Linked DNA regions of Mus musculus: all the other regions are linked to region 1. Evidence: chromatin loops called from intact Hi-C (ENCODE). Cell type or tissue: left cerebral cortex. All regions are shown on one strand.

Region 1 (2,500 bases):
GGGCGGGAGGCACAGTCTGCGGTCTCCTTGCTTTGCTCGTTCTTCTTCCAGGGTCTGATCCCCTTTGGGTGAGTGTCCCGCGCGGGGCCGGCCAGCCAAAGGCCGAGGCCGCGGGCGGCGTGTGCGGGGAGGAGGCGGTGTCCTTGACCAGGCCGGAAGGCTCTGCGCTCTGGTCTGGGCTAAGGCGTGAGCCGGGTCCCGGAGGATGGGGCGCTGGGAGCGAGCTTGTGTGGGAGCTTGAGGGCTTGGGGACTCCGGAGGGGACCCGGACTCCACTGTGCGCCGGCGGGACGCGCAGAGAAGGCAGAGGGCGTTGAGGGCTCCGTGTTCTGATGACATAGTCAGAAGCCGGAGTCGCCTTAGAGGTGCCTGTGACCACCGAAGTGGAGGCGTCGGCAGGGGATCAGAAGGGAGCTGGGGTGTCAGAGCGACCCTCGGGTTAATGGTGGACCCCAAAGGGATGGGGAAGCTCAGGCTCAGAGGGAGGGTTGTAGGTTGGCAGGGGGTGTGTCCTGCCTCCACTTACAGCATTGATGAGGGAAAGTGGGCAGTGTTACTTCTCCCCAATTCGGGTGCAAGAAATCACAATTGTGATTTAGACCTAGCCAAGGATTGATGGCCTGGACCCCTTTGGTACGTGGCTTGCTGAAAAGCAAAGATTAGTGAGCTCGGCACCTCCCCCCTTTCTCTCCCCTCCCTCTCACTTTTCCCCTCCCCCTCCCTTTCTGCTAAGATGTTCTCGTCTACTACTGTTAATAACAGCCAGCCTTAAGTGTTATAAAGATGTGATGGCCCAACCGGCACACAGACTTTGGTTTAAGTCATGGAAGTTTCAAAGCAAGGTGTATGGAAGTCTTTGGAAACATGACCTTCTTTGACCAGTGGTAGGGAAAGAATTGCTTGGCAACATTCTGGAGGAGGGAATTGGGGAGTAGGTGGCAGGAGGTTGTCCTTCTTGCCAAGCTTGCCCCTGTGGCCTTGGCCTCAGGCCATCTCTGCCTGTTTTCTCTACCCACCTCTACTGCAACCTCCCTCCTGCTGGTGCGATGGCTGCTAACCTTTGCTGTATTTTAGGGTTGAATCTTGAGAAGCAAGGGCATGCCAAACATTAACAAACCAGACTACTCATAGTTACAGATTTTTTTTTTTCCTTCCATGCTGTGGTTTAAATTTTTATTGTGCAGATTCCATCAGACTGGAGACAAGGCTGAAAGTCCTCCACAGATATCTGCAAGTGACTCTCTGCAGGTTGAGCCTTCTCAACAGTGCATGTTCTTTGGTCAGACTTTTAAAGTTTCAGTTAGTTTTGCATGGAGATGGAGAGTAAGCATAGCCTGTCTCGTGAAAAGAAAGAGAGGCTGTCTTTTTGTGGATGTAGCTCTCCTAAATTAGCAAAGTTTCCCTTTAGTGTAATGTTCTCTCGGGTTTCTCTGACACTGGGGAAGAGGGAGTATAAAGATGATGTTTGAAGTCATCTGGGCCTTGCTTTTAATGTTTGTTTTTTGTTTTTCACAAATATCCCTCCTGATTGCTTATTCATATCATTAACAGATGGACTTATTTCTGAGTTTTGTTTTGTTTTTAACTGAGATTTTAGAGACATTGTTTTTAGAAGAAATAGAAAATCCCAAGACACGGATGGAACATAGGTGTCTGGAATGATTTAATGCCTGGCTGGACTTCTAATTATCTAGGAGAACTGAATTTGTGGTTGAAGGAGATAATGAACTGTGTTTAAGAATCTCTTTATACAATTTTTTTTTTTTTTTTTTTTTTGGTTTATCGAGACAGGGTTTCTCTGTATAGCCCTGGCTGTCCTGGAACTCACTCTGTAGACCAGGCTGGCCTCGAACTCAGAAATCCTCCTGCCTCTGCCTCCCAAGTGCTGGGATTAAATGTGTGCACCACCACTGCCCATCTGTTTATACATTTTTGTATTTATGTAAGCAAAGAAGTCGAAAGTGACAATTGCTTCATTTAGAATAAAGCCTAGCCTTGGTACTTGATGGCTGGTCTGACAGAGCCATATAGCAGACAGCTGTGTCACTTTTAGATTAAAAAGGTTGAGAAACGTGTTACCAAATGAATGGCTACATAATAGCTCGGGAGTCTTAATCTGCTCATCCTAATGCTTGGCACTTGTTGATGTTTGCTTAATGTCTGTCAACGGAGCAATAAAGAGAAACCAACCTTTTAAAGTTCACCCCTTGTTGGGTTTATGGTTACTTGTGGGTTCCTGTGAGAATTAGTGGAAGACTGGCAGATGCTCTGATTCCATTTGGGCTCCTAACAATGTTCAGATTAGGATCTGAGCATGATTCAGACCTACCCTTTGCTTTGAACCATAGTGGTAGGAAGCCAATTTCTTTAAACTCCTAGGCACTGTTTGGCCTTATACTTTCTCTTATCTCAAAAGTGATAGCAAAACTTACTAATAAATAGGCATTTGAATCTAAAAAGAAGTCCTTGGATTATTCTAATTCCAAATTCACCCAACCTT
Region 2 (2,500 bases), 96 kb after region 1:
CTAAACAGTAAAACTAAGACCCAAAATCAAGTGTTCTAATACATGCCCAGAACTTTACTTTTACCTTGGGATAAAACAGCAATTTCAGAATTAAAGGCTAAATGATAATTGATAACTTTTTTTATACCTGAACCCCACCAAATAACAAGAAAAAGTATTTTCCATTTTATTTTGCAATTTAGATATTTAGTATATGTGTACCACTCTCTATAATGGATGTATGTCAGAGGTGCTGAGAGACAAAAGAAAAAAAATCCTTTCTCCAGTGCTGCTTTCTGCTGCTTTCTCAATTAGCAACAAGAACTCTAGCCTGGGCCCTGGTTCCGAATGCCAGGTGTGGGGAGGCAGCGCAGTGTTCCCCGCGGTCCTGGTGTGCGGACTGGAGTTCAGACCCCCAGATCCTATGCAAACGCTGGGTAGATGAAGCAACCTGCCTGGAGTTAGAGCACTGGGAAGATAGTGGCAGGGCTAGCTCAACTAGCCAGTACTGGGAGCAACTGTGAGACCCTGCCTAAAGGAATAAGGTGGACAGCCATCAACGAAGACAATGATGTTGGCCTTTGGCCTGGACTGTGCACAGGCTCAGGAGTACCCACCATAGCCCCCCTCCCCCTCCCTTTCTTGATAACCTTCACCTAGTATAGTGAACTCCTTCCCGAAATGCACAAACCTTATTGTCCTCATCACAATACACCACCCACACTAATGGGCTCTAATATCTTTTTGATTCTTCTTTTAGACTGTTGCTACATTTTCAAGCACTTCAAGGAATGCTGTGTTCATAAAATTCTTCAGCTCTTGGATCTAGCACACTACATAACACAACAGCTAATCAATATGATGAATAGCTCTCACCTATTAAACTTTGGCAATACACCAAATATGCCAGGTGACAGGTTTTCTATGCACATTATTTCAACTAATCACTATAAGCCAATTAACCTGCTTTTAGATGAAAAGACAAATACACGACTGAGATGAAGTAACTTTTTAGCTACTTAACAAGCCTTAAGCTGATTGACTTATTTGGTAGCAAAAACAGTACTATCTAGGCAGCTAGAGTCTCACTAGCAATCCCTCTGTATGTCCAGGAAGCCTGTGCTGTCTATAATCAAAAAGTAATTTACCTGCTGATACACTAACTGAAATATATCAAAATGAAAGAGTTGTAACTCGCGTCTTCACTCCCCTAGGTTATCATTTTTTTCTCCAAGAGAAGTTTCTAAGCAACCCACCCAGAATAAAGAATATATACTCAGTAAAAAAGACACAAAAGGGGCTGGTGAGAATGCTCAATGGGTAAAAGCACCCACTGCTCTTCTGAAGGTCATGAGTTCAAATCCCAGCAACCATATGGTGGCTCACAACCACCCGTAACAAGATCTGACGCCCTCTTCTGGAGTGTCTGAAGACAGCCACAGTGTATTTACATATAATAAATAAATAAATCTTAAAAAAAAAAAAAACTATTTTAAAAAGACACAAAACATAGAAACCCTGAAAGAAGATTCTGTTTTACTTCTAACTGATTTTAGAATTTGATGGGGGGGCTGGTGAGATGGCTCAGTGGGTAAGAGCACCCGACTGCTCTTCCGAAGGTCCAGAGTTCAAATCCCAGCAACCACATGGTGGCTCATAACCATCCGTAACAAGATCTGGCGCCCTCTTCTGGAGTGTCTGAAGACAGCTACAGTGTACTTACATATAATAATAAATAAATCTTTAAAAAAAAAAAAAAAAAAGAATTTGATGGGACATGGGGGTTAGTACTGTAGTAGTAAAAGATAAAAGCATAATAGTACAAACTAAATGTCTGACTAGCTAGGAAACCTTAGTTTCATAAACTGTAGGAGCCTGATCCCCATATGCAAAGTACCTCCACTTTTCAAAAGATTAGCATGAGCCCCAGATAAGACACAAACTACACAGCACAATGCCCGGCACTTGGCCTGCCATTTGGGATTAAAAAAAAAAAATCATTTGCTTTCAAAGTAATACCTAAAAACTGATGGCCCCTTCTCTACTAATTTTTTTTATAAATTCATCTTCCCCAGTCCTCCCCAATTATAGCAGCCCATTTCATTTCATTTGTATATCACTACTTCTGATAGTACGGAGGTCTCTCCTGTAACTTAAAATATCTCTACCATCTCTAACATCCTTAAAGTCTAAGGTCACTAAAAAAAGATGGTAGTTTCCATTTATGCATGATTTGAAAATGACAGTGAACCCTGGTTTTAGCAATGGGCCAGACTTGTTAGAAACCAGCATCTATTACTTACTCCTGGAAGAATTCTCAAGTAATAAAAAGCAACGTGTCTAGTTGTCTACCAGTGACTATTGGTGTTTATTTCCCGGGAAGCCCTGCTAAACCAGCCAGTTATTTTGCTAAGTACTGTGGAAAATACTACTCACCTTCAATTTCAACCAAAGGCTCTTGAGTAAACTCCTGGAAGAATTTGTAGAAGAACTTACTGCAGGCAGCCAAAACAGCCTTGTG
Region 3 (2,500 bases), 65 kb after region 1:
GAAAGGGGACAGTCAATCTCTTGGCCTCTCCTTCGGAATCCATGGGTTCTGCTTGCAGAGTTTTAAAGACCCTGTGGAAGTCTCTTCCTGGTTGTATCTCCAGGTCCTCTATTTCCATTATAATAATCCTAGAGAGGTGCCTGGGAAGAGAAATGAGGCTCCTCCTTACTTTGTTGGATCTTCCCAAAGAAGCACCTTTCTCTAGGGGAGGATTCTGGTGTATGGTGTCCTTGAGGGTTCATGCCACCACCACCCCTCCCCCGGGCCACAGCTGTGAGAAGTTAAGTCCGCTCCTAATCCAGGTCACACAGGTGCTCAGCCCTAGTTACAAACTAACGGATTTGGGCTGGCGCCTGGCTCTTGTGGTTCAGAGAACCGGTGTGGGCATGCGAGACGCTAGGCTGCCCTCTGGCTCACGTGTGACACAGATAGGCACGGGTGACACTGCCCGGTGCACACAGAGGGGTGCACACACGCGCCCAGACCAGGGCATCTCATACAGGGGCGGGAGCCTGCGCCTTGGTGTCAATGTCCCCTTCTGCAGAGTGCTGATGGACTCGGTGGACGTCCCCAGGAGCACTTAACCTTCTCCTAACCCCACTTCAACCGCCACCGGGGCCAGAATTCGTGTCTCCCTTTCTCCCTTGAGATCCCGGATCTGCTTCTTTCTAGCTCAGAGGTGGCGAGGCTAGCGTGACCCAGGCGCTGGCGACGAGCCCCGCTTACCTCGGTCCGGAGGCCGCCTGGGGAGCTCGATGCGCGGCCAGGCGAGGAGCAGAGTGGCAGACGCTGGCACAAGCTCCTGTGTCCCGGGGCGCAGACGTCTGGGTCGCTCCTACGGCAGCAGATCTGACCCACAGGGCCGTGGCAAACCCCGTTGCCTGTCTGCGCCTGGCTCCGCCACCAGAGCCGAGGGCTTCGCAGCGTCCTGAACAGGACCAATCCTGAGCGGGGGGTTGGCTCTGGGGAGCAGGGAAAGGAGACTGGATGGTCACTGCGACGGGAAGCCGGCCTGGACCTGGCAGGCTGGTTTCTATGGCAGCCAGGAGGGAGGAGCGGAAGAGAGGGGAGTGTGTAGTTGTGTGGCAAGGGGACACCCACTGCAGACTTTCCGGGAGGGGGTTTGGGCCTAGAGTGACGATGGGAAGCAGAGACACAGCAGAAAGCGACTCAACTTAACACCTTGCCGGAACAGCCCCTGCGCGCTCTCATTCCTTCCTTCCGCGACACTATCCTGTAATCCTTCCAACAGAGCAGAGACTTCCAGCAAAGCACCGCGACAGCTCCTCCGGGTGAGTAGCAGGGCTTTTAAGCTCTGCAGAAAGAAGTGCTTCTGTCGCCCTCTGCCCCATCCCTTGTATACACATCAGGCCTAGTTCTCAGGGTGCCACCTAGTCGCGGCCCTCTTATTGCTTGTCTACTCCCTGCTGTGATATCCTGGCTGGTGGTGGGTGCCAAATGATGTTTTTCTAGTTTACGATCTAGGAAGCTAGGCCGTTGAATTGAATGTAGAGCAGGGAATTTGATACAGATGCCACAGAACATAGAAGATAATTCCTGGAGTTAACATGCTTTATTTAATAGAGGGGGAAAGCCAGTTCCTGTCACAGAGGGCTTAATGGCTGAGCCAGACCTAAGAGTCTAAGTTCAGCTCTGTGAGCAGTCTGCCCACTTTCTCTTACCGCCCACCGCGTGTATCCCTGGATGCCAGGGCAAAACTACAAGAATCAAGATAATCGACATCTAAAATTTTTATGAGGCAGAAGTTGTGGGTCTAGAAGAGTCTGTTTTATTTATTTTTCTCTATTTGCCAGACAGTGTATTAAATAATTTTACAAAGACTCTTCACAGCAATGTGAGAAGTTCTGATATTACCGTCCCTTGCTTTAGCAGATAAATAAACTGAAGCAAAGACAGACATAGGCTTCAGTTAAGGTCCCCAACCTGTGGAACGCTGGGGCTGGGACTGGAACCCAAGCACTGGGACTCCAGACATACTCAGACCTTTCTTTGCTGCTGCCTCCTGCGTGTTCCTTAAAGGGGTCAGGAACAGTAAAGAGCAAGACCAAAAACCTTGGACAGCTCCATGCACAGAATCACGTGCAAGGGAAGCCCAGGGACGGAAAGGACTGCTTCCCCAACCCAGTCAGTTGATAAGGAAGGATTCTCCATCTTTTTTTTTTTTTTTTTTTTTTTATACTGTAGCTTTCTTTTTTTTTTTTAATTTTTTTTTTTAATTTATTTATTACATGTTAGTACACTGTAGCTATCTTCAGACACACCAGAAGAGGGCATCAGATCTCATTACAGATGGTTGTGAGCCACCATGTGGTTGCTGGGATTTGAACTCTGGACCTTCGGAAGAGCAGTCGGGTGCTCTTACCCACTGAGCCATCTCACCAGCCCCAGGATTCTCCATCTTAAAATACATAAACAAACAAACAATCTTGAAGTAGTGCATACCACCAGTCTATTTTCTTTCTATAACAATAAAATGAAA

What was found. Peaks named below come from ENCODE experiments on the same cell type or tissue, not always from the same donor. Only the 100,000 strongest peaks of a DNase experiment are listed, where the experiment ranks them.
Region 2: it touches region 1 in a loop (2.5-fold over the local background); 16 of 42 quality-filtered maps call a loop at or near these places.
Region 3: a loop joins it to region 1, with 4 times the contacts of the local background. A loop is called at or near these places in 6 of 42 quality-filtered maps.

What each region holds. Positions count from the first base shown.
Region 1 is chr13:119,690,446-119,692,945 of GRCm38, forward strand. Hmgcs1 (3-hydroxy-3-methylglutaryl-Coenzyme A synthase 1) reads left to right here. Exons shown (of 10, transcript NM_001291439.1): 1 at 1-68. Among named protein-coding and RNA genes, the nearest start is that of Hmgcs1, 1.3 kb to the left of the region's middle. In left cerebral cortex, a CTCF peak has its summit at 1,011; DNase peaks (open chromatin) are centred at 997 and 1,238; H3K4me3 peaks cover 2,500 bases; H3K27ac peaks cover 1,420 bases.
Region 2 is chr13:119,786,445-119,788,944 of GRCm38, forward strand. Zfp131 (zinc finger protein 131) reads right to left here. Exons shown (of 8, transcript NM_001302548.1): 3 at 2,416-2,500. Among named protein-coding and RNA genes, the nearest start is that of Gm46390, 2.6 kb to the right of the region's middle. In left cerebral cortex, a CTCF peak has its summit at 1,511; no DNase peak of the experiment used is centred here.
Region 3 is chr13:119,754,969-119,757,468 of GRCm38, forward strand. It overlaps Nim1k (NIM1 serine/threonine protein kinase), which reads right to left and starts at 914. Exons shown (of 4, transcript NM_175538.3): 1 at 727-914. Gm41077 (predicted gene, 41077) reads left to right here and starts at 425. Exons shown (of 2, transcript NR_168716.1): 1 at 425-1,292. In left cerebral cortex, a CTCF peak has its summit at 1,376; DNase peaks (open chromatin) are centred at 318 and 1,047; H3K4me3 peaks cover 2,062 bases; H3K27ac peaks cover 2,125 bases.